2 separate regions of the Mus musculus genome follow, and region 2 is linked to region 1. The links are chromatin loops, found by intact Hi-C in ENCODE. Cell type or tissue: left cerebral cortex. All regions are shown on one strand.

Evidence for each region. Hi-C counts contacts between places; a loop is a spot of excess contacts. Peaks named below come from ENCODE experiments on the same cell type or tissue, not always from the same donor. Only the 100,000 strongest peaks of a DNase experiment are listed, where the experiment ranks them.
Region 2: a loop joins it to region 1, with 2.9 times the contacts of the local background. A loop is called at or near these places in 12 of 42 quality-filtered maps.

The regions. Positions count from the first base shown.
Region 1 is chr11:88,289,592-88,294,591 of GRCm38, reverse strand. Ccdc182 (coiled-coil domain containing 182) reads right to left here and starts at 549. Exons shown (of 1, transcript NM_028859.1): 1 at 1-549. The coding sequence starts at 496. The coding sequence ends at 38. In left cerebral cortex, a CTCF peak has its summit at 2,722 (motif pointing left); a DNase peak (open chromatin) is centred at 2,710.
Region 2 is chr11:88,725,731-88,730,730 of GRCm38, reverse strand. C030037D09Rik (RIKEN cDNA C030037D09 gene) reads right to left here. Exons shown (of 4, transcript NR_038058.1): 3 at 3,091-3,190; 4 at 2,159-2,572. Among named protein-coding and RNA genes, the nearest start is that of C030037D09Rik, 9.6 kb to the right of the region's middle. In left cerebral cortex, a CTCF peak has its summit at 2,037 (motif pointing right); a DNase peak (open chromatin) is centred at 2,053.

The sequences.
Region 1 (5,000 bases):
GCCCGCCAGCTCGGGCGCACACTCGGGCGCGGGCCGCTCAGTCCGCCTGGCTCTTCCTGATGGCTCGCAGCGGGTTGTGGCTCCTGACCAACATGTTCTCCAACCGCTGGCAGTGTTCACGAAGCTGCTTCTCCCGGGGCAGGAGGAAGGTGAGGACCTTGTTGCGGACGATGCCTCGGTCCTCCTCCTCCCTCAGCCGCTGCTTCACTCGCGCCGCCTGCTCCTCCTGCTGTGCCAGGACGCCACTCATCTGGCAGAAGGCGTCCTCCAAGTAACGGATGGCCTTCAGTGCCTCCTCCTTGAAGTCCTCCAACTCCCTTTGTACCCCGGCCACCTTCTGCTGTAGGATCTCCAAGTCGGCCGGCAGAGGGAGGTAGGAGGGCCATGACTGAGACAGGGAAAGGTCCCCAGACTGGAGCCCGCTTTCCACCATCTTCTTGCCCTGTAAGGTATTCACCTTCATAAGAATGGACCCTGCCTGAAAGAGGGCTTCCATTATCTCCTTCTGCAGAGAGGAAGCCAAGAAACTGAGTCAGAGATTTGGGAGCTAGAAACACTATCACTTGAAGTCGTTGGACCCATCTCATTGTGACATCACGACCCTTCAGCCAATCAGAAAGAAAACCCCCAGTTCACTATTTTGCATATTGTTGGTAACCTACAGATTTACTGCGCTTCCCAAGTCTCCTGAAATGAGGCTTTTCATTAATCGGTCACCCAGTCAGAACTGGCGTTCAAGCGTTCCTTTAACCCCGAGGGCAAATCTGAGGGAGTGGAGAAAACTGGCTAAGTCAAGGCAAGCCAGGTCAGGTTCACAGGCTGCCAAGACCGAGCAGTCTCCTACCCCATAAGGAGCACAGCTGATTTCACGGCCTGGTGTCTGGGCTTCCTCGGGCTCACCAATAGGACAAAGGCATTCTTAGAAATGATGGTGCAAGATGCTAGAGGAGTAATCCCATCCCATATCCATATTCCCGCAATGGCCAGATGATGCCAGAATGCATAGGTGATCGACTTACTGTGATAAATGTGTGTGCTCTTAAAGGGTGGTTCACAGAAATGCCCGAGGGATAAAAGTGAGCCGTTCATATTCATTCAGTTAAAACTTCCCGGGTGCTTGCCGGATTCTGGAGCTAGGGAATGAGTGTAAGTAATGTTTCCCAACGTTCCTGGATGGTGGCAGATAGGAGTCTGTGGATACGGGTAAATCGTGTGGTTTTGCCTGGTTACTCTAACAGAGGCAAATGTTCCTAGCCACATGTGGCTCAGTCCAAAACTCTGCCTTTGTATATTGCAGTCTCTTGCCCAGACCTCCCACTGGGACTCCAAACATAAACGCCCCCCCCAACAACCGACCTTGAAGCCAATCCATCTAGAGCTAGATAAATTACCTCTTCAAACTGGTTCCTGCTCTCCTATCCTACCAATGACCCTTCCTGGGACAGCAGCCACAGCAGCATCTAGTGCCAAGTTTTAAATGTCTGTCTCCTTCCCACCTCATGTTGAAACTGACATCCTATCAGCGTTGAGAAGTGAGGGGCTTTTGAAGGCAGAGCATATCAGATGGATGGTGTCATCTCTAGAATGGGGTTCATTACCGTAATCATCTCTGCTTGACCCCTTTTCTGTTTCTCTTGCCACCTTTGCCTTTCTTCCACATGGGAAGGCATAGCATGAGAGTCCTCACCAGACACCAGCTCCCTGATTTTAGACTTGCCAGCTTCTGGGATTACAGAATTACAGGGAAACAAATGTTTTTGTTGTTTTGTAGATCTCTCAGCCTCTGATATTTTATTTTGTCACTGTGGAACAGCACAGAGTAAGCTCCCGGGGGTTAAACTAGACTCTGCCACTTCCAAGTGACCTCGAAGGCTGTTGTTAGGTCTCTTATCTCTGAGCAGCCTATCACCCACCTTCCCGCACTGGAGTCCAGGCTTCACCACTTAGAAGCAAGGTCTCACTGGTAGATCACCTTTCCCCCTAGAGACCCTGTTTTCTTCTCTGCATTTCTGAGAGCTGTAGTACACAGGTCCCTGGGAGAGAAAATCTCTCTGATGGGCAGCTGCTGCCGATTTCCATCGTGTAAACACTCCCAGCAAGGTTAGCTTCAAGCTCCCAACTTGCTCTCTCCCAGAAGTGAAGAACCATCCTGAGCCTGGATAAGTCAACTCTAGCACAACAGGGCCCATGATAAGGGCTGCTGCCTTCTCTGAGACATTGACTAGCTAGTGGCCTCAAGTAGTCATCAGAAGGGGGCATATTGCAGGGACAGTTGTAGCTAAATGGAGGTGAAATTCTGAATTGCAAGAAACTCCATTTACTGAGAAGGAATGTTGAATGGAAAAAGTGGTTACTTTTCTAGGAGCCAGGAAAGCTGGAGTCGGGAACTGCTGTGTGGCCCTACATCAGTTGTCTTCCCTTGCTGAGCCGCCCCCCCCAACTGTGACATGAGAGATGGGCCCACGAGGCCTTCCATACCCCTTCCCCCCAATTCTCTTCCTTCTGTCTCTTATAACTGTTACCTGGGTCTACCATCTGCTTAGGCACGGTAAACTCTGGCAAACAGAGATTTTTGAGTCCCTTAACCTGTTTACCCTCAAGTGTCCTGCCTGCTGCCCCACAAACAGTGGTACTCAGAAGAAATGGAATTTCGGTTCATAGGTGGCTCTCAAATGCCAGGCACCCCTAGCTTTTCTGCTGACACATTGACACCTACTGGCCTTCAGAGAAACCGCAGCCTGGGAATTCCACCTAAGAGTGGGTGGGGATGGGGAGCAGAAGGGAGCAGCTTGGGGTCTGTGGGGTATTTAACTAGGGCCTTGTGCCTGTTGGGTTCTCCATCAATAAATATTTCCCAGATTGGTAGAAGAGAGAACGAAATGGTGTGTCTCTTCTGGTCTCCTCCTCTGCTGTCTCTCCCCCGCTTCCGGCCTCTCCCTTCCTGTCTCTCATTTTCTGCCACTTTGTTTCACACAGGGGATGGCAAAAGTCACAGCCATTGCTGTGACACAAAAGTAGGAAGGCCAGCACTGAGAGCATTTTCTCAGTTCCTCTGGTGTTGCTGAATGACGCTCCAGTGTGCTTCCCAGGACCACTGGGAAGATGACGTCATAGTCCCCTTTTTCTAGGAGCCACAGGAAACTGAAAGCTGATGCTGTCACCAAGGCCTAGTGGCCTCCTGAGCCTTCAGGGCCACAAGTCACATTGGATCTGTAAGTTCTGGGTGTTCCCCTGAGCCAGGAAGTCCCACGTCAGGCCTTGCATTCCACCTGCCCTCCCATATCTCTTAGGGATTAGAACTGCTGACCTATGTCTTCCCTTCAAGACGTCAAGAGAAAGGAATTTAGACCTAGTAAAGCATCCACGACCTGGAATTCTATCGTGAGCAGGGTCCTCTGCCCCAGTCTCTTTCAACTTGTCACAGCTTCTCTGCGACTCAACAAGACAGGGAGACATGAGGGACTTTACAGAGACCCAGGCAATCTTACGCCCCTCTGAGAGTCCAGTTCAGTCAGAATGGGTTGAGGCTCTTAGGTGGTCTGCCTTAGAGCAGGGGCTTTCAACCTGTGAATGGCTACTTCTTTGGGGATTGAATGACCCTTTCACAGAGGTCTCCTAAGACCATTGGAAGAAATACATACATTGCAATTCATAAGTGTCACCTCTGTCAATTGTATAAACCCCATTCCCTTGGGAATTAGAGATAACACCCACGCCCATCTTTCCTTGTCACTTCTTTGTGAAGCTACAAAACCCTAAGAAACTGAGAACTCTTTGTGTCCTGTTAAAATGGCATTCCCAGCCCTTCCTTCCTTCCTTCCTTTCTTTCTTTTTTTTTTTTTTTTTTTTTTTTGAGACGGTTTCTCTGTATAGCTCTGGCTGTCCTGGAACTCACTCTGTAGACCAGGCTGGCCTCAAACTCAGAAATCCGCCTGCCTCTGCCTCCTGAGTGCTGGAATTAAAGGCGTGTGCCACCACGCCCGGCTGCCATTTCTAACCTATAGCTGGCTCTAACCCAACCACAGTTGGTTTCCAACCCAAAGTTGGCTTTCACAGCCATACTTCTCTTCCTGGACCACACTCAAGCCAGTTCCCCTGATACACAGGCCTCCCGATATTGGAACCACCAGGGGATTCATACCCAAGCAAAGACAGGCAACCAGCTGTGTCTTCCACAATGAGTGGGTGGTTTTTTTTTTAAGATTTATTTATTTATTTATTTATTTATTTATTTATTTATTTATTTATTATATGTAAGCACACTGTAGCTGTCTTCAGGCATCCCAGAAGAGGGCATCAGATCTCATTACGGATGGTTGTGAGCCACCATGTGGTTGCTGGGATTTGAACTCAGGACCTCTGGAAGAGCAGTCAGTGCTCTTAACCACTGAGCCATCTCTCTAGCCCTGGGTATGTTTTTTTAAAGATTTATTTATTTAATGTATATGAGTACACCATCACTGTCTTCAGACACACCAGAAGAAGACATCAGATTCCATTGCAGATGGTTGTGAGCCACCATGTGGTTGCTGGGAATTGAACTCAGGACCTCTGGAAGAACAGTCAGTGCTTTTAACTGCTGAGTCATCTCTCCAGCCCAAGTGGGTGCATTTTTAAGAGAAGACCTTGCTTAATCATCAGATGAACTATTATGTCAACTTTCAGGCGATGTCTAACGCTCCTTGTCCCCAAGGAAACGAGTGTTGGGAGGAACGGAATCCAGGACAATACGTCAGACTCCCAAAGAGCTTGTGAGTACCTATCTCTAAGTAGAGGGCACAGCTGTGGATTCTAGTCACTTTTTTTCCAGAATCCCCTGGTCCTGTGCCTCCCATGATGGTGATATTAGCTTAAGTGAGGTCACTATATAAACTCCTAGCCAGCCTTCCACCCACCTATCCATTCACCCTCCCATCCATCTATCCACCCATCTGTCTTCCTCTTTACCCATCCACACATACATATACTTGGCACAGCCCATCGCCTGCTTACCCTGTGTT
Region 2 (5,000 bases), 440 kb before region 1:
CTGATAACATGTAACACTGGTAGCTGCTTCTATTGTCTTTTGTAACCTTGAATTTTCCTGGTTCTAATCTCTCCTTCTTCTCCCTCTCCCCCTTCTCTCTATCTCTGTTATGTGTTGTGTTTGCCTGTATGAATACATGGGGAGGGGCACAGGAGGACGTCAGGTGTCCCACTCTGTCCCTCTTTTCTTACTCCCATGACACTGTGTCTCACATTGAGCTTGGAGCTCGGCTGACAGCTGACAGCCAACCAACTCCAAATATCCTCCCATTTCCACTCCCACAGGGTACATGGAATCATGACAACCTCTTACACAGGTGCTGGGGATTCGAACTAAGGTTCTCATGCTTGTGCAGCAAAGCACTCAGTCACTGAGCCATCTTCCCAGCCTGTGGCTCTAATGTTTTTCCATCCCTGGGTTCTCCTCTCTCACACCCAGTGGCTCCCTTTCCTCCTGTATTTGCAAATGCCTATGCCACGTGAGCTCTGGTTTTCTCCATTACTCTTTTAGGACTTTAATTGCATCACAGTTCAAACCATCACACATGCCCATCCTTGTCTGTCACACTGGATACAAAGTATCTGTTGGTGGGCTTGTCTGTCCTGATTGGACTTAAGGCTCCTCAATGACAAGTACAAGTGGCATGACTTGTCTTCATGTCCCCTCTGCCTGGTACCCAGTGGACTCCTCCATAGATGATCTACACACTCTGGCTCCAATGAGCAGACAATTCTCCAAATGATGTTGAAGGCAGATCGGGTAATTATGGTCCCTTTATACGGCTAGGGACACTCAAGCTCAAAATACCAGAAGCACAATTCCGAGTCCTGGCTCCTGAGGCGCCACGGATTTGGTAGAGAGCCATTCTGATATTGCCCGTTGTGAAAGGATTGTGAGGCTTATCGTGGCATTGTCTAAAGACTAAAGTCCAATCCTCACGATTGTCTGGAGAAACTTAAATTTGCCAGCCAGACTTAAAACACAGTCTGCAGGACAGAGCATAAAACTGTGTGTGGCCTGACCTGCTGGCACAGACTGGAGTTACCGCCTCCGTTCTTGCACACTCGGCTATACTATTAATAGAGCTGAAGATTGCACTTGTGTTCTCCACAGCCTCCCGGTGCAGTGGGCTCACATCAAGCCTATGATGGGCTAACCTTCCCCCACCCCCATCCCCCACTTCACCCCCCCCCCCACTCACACAAGGGCCTTTCTAATGAATGCCTTCTGTCAGGCCAGGCCTCCTCCCATCAGCCACTTGGGCAATTGATTTTTTTTTCCCCCTGATGCTTGCAATTATCTGTGACCTACACTAGTAGACACAAAACCAGGCCCTGCCTTCCTTTCTCATGTGACATTGGCCGAGCAGATGATGGGAACCTCGAGAGCCTGCTTAGAACCCAGAAATGGGGCCGGTCTCTGTTGAGAGGTCCCACCCTTGAAAGTAAGAGGATGCTGACATTATTAACTTTTTTGGGTCACTTCAAATTCATGTCACATTTATGACTACCTGCCTTTGATGATGATCCCGTTTTGGTATTGTTCTAATTGTAGCGTTGATTCACAAGGCTGCTGGCTCCTCCTGCCATGGACACAGCACATCTTTATTTGTGATGTCCTCTCCAGGCAGTTTTATTTTTAGCAAGAGTGTCTTGCCCAGCGAGCAATTTACGCTACAGTCTACCCTTTGTTCTCGTTACACCTAATACTTCTTTCTCGCTCCTTTTTCCCCTTCTGTCCTTCTGTAAGTGTCAATACCATGTTTGCCTAAGCAGATTCCATTCCAACTTATTGAAGTTTCCTTCCTTTTAGGTTTTTTTTTTTTTTTTTTTTTTTTAGCTGACTGGTATTAATTGTAGAAATTGCAGCATGGGCTATCGTGGTGGGTCTTGGCATCAGCTACAGGAAACCCCTAAATTGGGGAGATTTAGATGTCAGAATTTGGGAGCAGGAACTTGAACTCTGGAGAGACAGTCTTTTTTTTTTCCCCTGCTCCACCAGAAGAGGGAACCTACAGTAAAAAGCACTTCCTCTGATCACCAGTAGAGGGCGCGCTCACCCACAGTCCTCCAAAGTGCGCGTTTCTTCTATTAAGTGGCAATTTTGTTGATTTTGTTGGAAGGGCCTTCTGGAGATACAAATACATAATAGAGTTAACACTGTTGAGGTGCTGTGTCCGGCTGCTGTGGCCACCTCCTGTATTGTGTAAAGGGGGAACAAAAGTTTTTTTTAAAAAATCTAATGTGTAGTTGTGGGTCTGTGAGCCTGTTGCCGTAGTGGATGGGCAGGGTGCGGGTGTTCAGAATGACCATAGAGAATGTTGAAAGGTCCCAAGGTACAACGTATAGAGTGTGGGAGAAAGGGTTGGGGGCGGGGGAGACCCTGTACTTCCAGCTGTGATATTTAGATTGGCTTGGCAGGGGCCAGCCTTGGCAGAGATGGGGGAAGCGCCAAGGCTAGTGGAGAGGCTTGAGTGAAGGTAGCGCCATGTCAACCGTTTCCAGGTGGAGTTGAAAGGCAAAGCTATTTTCTTCTGGGAGCCCGGCCCCTTTCATCAAGACGGAGTTGGTGGCTGATTAAAAAAGAAGAGATGGAAGATTAAGTCTGAGAGGCCAGAGGAGAAAATGGTTTCCAGGTGTTAAGTACTGGACAGAACGGTGAGCTTGGGCAGTTCCTCTGTGAAGCTCTCGAGCCCACCCTCGTCCCCCTCCCTGGCAACGCTGGGCGACTGCCAGGCCTAGGCAGCAGAGGGCTTCCTAACTGCCGAGCACGAAGATGTTTAATAAAATATTTACCTCCGTGTATAAGAATAGCGTAGCAATGACATAAAGGCAGGCAGAAGTTAAACAGTGTAACGGCCACAGGAGAGCAGCCCTAGGGTCTTGGCTTTTCTTTTTTTATAGAAGTACAGAAACTTCCTGTTTAAGTTCTTATAACCTACCGTGTCCTGGCAAGCCAGTCTCCTGCCGAAGCAGAAGGGGACTAAAGTCAAACTCCCTGGTCACCTCTTAAAACTCCTAAAGGTGATGTTTTCTGAGGCCTGCCCCCACTACCTCTGAAGGTCACCCCTGAGAAGCCGAGCTGGCACACCTTGGCTGCTTGCAGTCATTTTGAACTGGAGGTGAGAAAGGAGAGTCATAAGAGGCGAAGAGGAACACAACTCGTTAGCCAAAACACCAGATTTCCAAATCTGTCCAATGAGAACATGGAAAAGAAAATGAAAAATAGAAAAAGGAAATATATTAGATAAATATATTTTAGGTGTTCTTTTTTACACTCCAGAAAAGCTTTTGTATTCTCTTCCCCAGTTAGAAAAAAACAAAACAAAACATTTTCTCTCTCATTGAAATTAAAATAGGCTTTTGCATATCTATCAGACAACGTTAGAAGAAAATAATTATAAATAAAGGTGTCAGATCAGTAAGGCTGTTTGAAAAACATTCAGTTTGCTTTATCTCAGCCAGGCAGTGGTGGCGTACTCCTTTAATCCCAGCACTTGAGAGGCAGAGGCAGGAGGATTTCTGAGTTTGAGGCCAGCCTGGTCTACAGAATAAGTTCCAGAACAACCTGGGCTACACAGAGAAACCCTGTCTCGAAAAACAAAACAAACCAAAGTTTTGTTTTATCTCACATCCGTCTTTTTTCTTTCCAGTTACTTCCTACCCCCAGTGACTTTCCCTTATTGCACGGTGTCAGGGCAAGGGCTGCCCTAGGATCTTGATATACATGCTTATTTTCTATTGGAGGAACACAGAATATCCCTGAATTCAAGAGTGGCCTCAGTAGTCATGGTTCCCGAGGAAAGAAACTATTTATTTACTTAAGGAAAATACAAAGGACCCATTACTTTTTGACAGAGAATTTATACTTGGTGAAATTTTCATGACTAAAAACACATTTCACTAAATGGTTTCTAGTAAAAATACAACTCACTTTTATTTTGGGTGCGAAGTCTGGCATGTCTGTTTTGAAAAGTAAGGCTTGTGAGACTCCGGGAGGCGGATAAATGAACAGACTCTTTAATAAGCCAGGCGCCCAGCATGGCAGAGAAATGCAATACCAGAAAGTAAACAGAGCATTGTGGGAAAAAGAGCAAGCTGAAATTCATCTTGCTTTTCCAATTTGAGAACACGCTCGCGGTTGTTAGCAACTGAGTCAAGACATTTAAATCACATATATACTTTTCTGTCTTGACAGTGACCTTTTCTAAGTATGCAGTAGGGATGAGAAGATGAGCCAAGCCATGCTCCTGAAAGAGCATTTCAGTTAATTGAACGTGAAATGTGTTGCAATCTGACGACATTAATAACACGCAATTGCTATTCTGTAGCTAATCTGTAGTTCATTTGCTCAGGGTCCAACTAAGGCAGTCTACAAATGTTAGCATGTGAATCCTGTTGCAAACCTATGTACTAAGCAGCTATAGAAAGTGCATCTTGAAGGCTCTTTGGATTAGTTATCTGGGCTGTGTAACAAATCATTCTAACACTTAACTAGTTTCAGTAAACACCGGAGGCTGCAGAGATGGCTCAGTGGTTAAGAGCACTTGCCGCTCTTGCAAAGGATTGGGGTTGGGTTCCCAGGACTGACCTGGCGAGTCACAACATGTATAGCTCCATTTCTAGGGGGCCCAATCCCCTCTTCTGATTCTATGGGTACCAGTCATGCACATGGTACAAATATACACATGCAGGCAAAACCCTCGGGCCCATAAAAACCAAAACTTGAACTCTATTTTTAAAAATTGTAAAACTAAAAACTGGGTAGATTTAAAATAAGCCACATGCCTGTTTGGTAAAATGCTTGCCTATCATATACAAAATCCTGTGGTTTCTCCCTAGCACAGCATACTCAGAGCATAGTGGTACACATCTGTAATCCCAGCGCAGATGGATGGATGGATGGATGGATGGATGGATGGATGGCTTTGGGTTAAAACCCAAATTAGTTCCCAGCACTCAAGCAGGGTTAAGTATGATTTCCTGACATGCTCTCTGGCC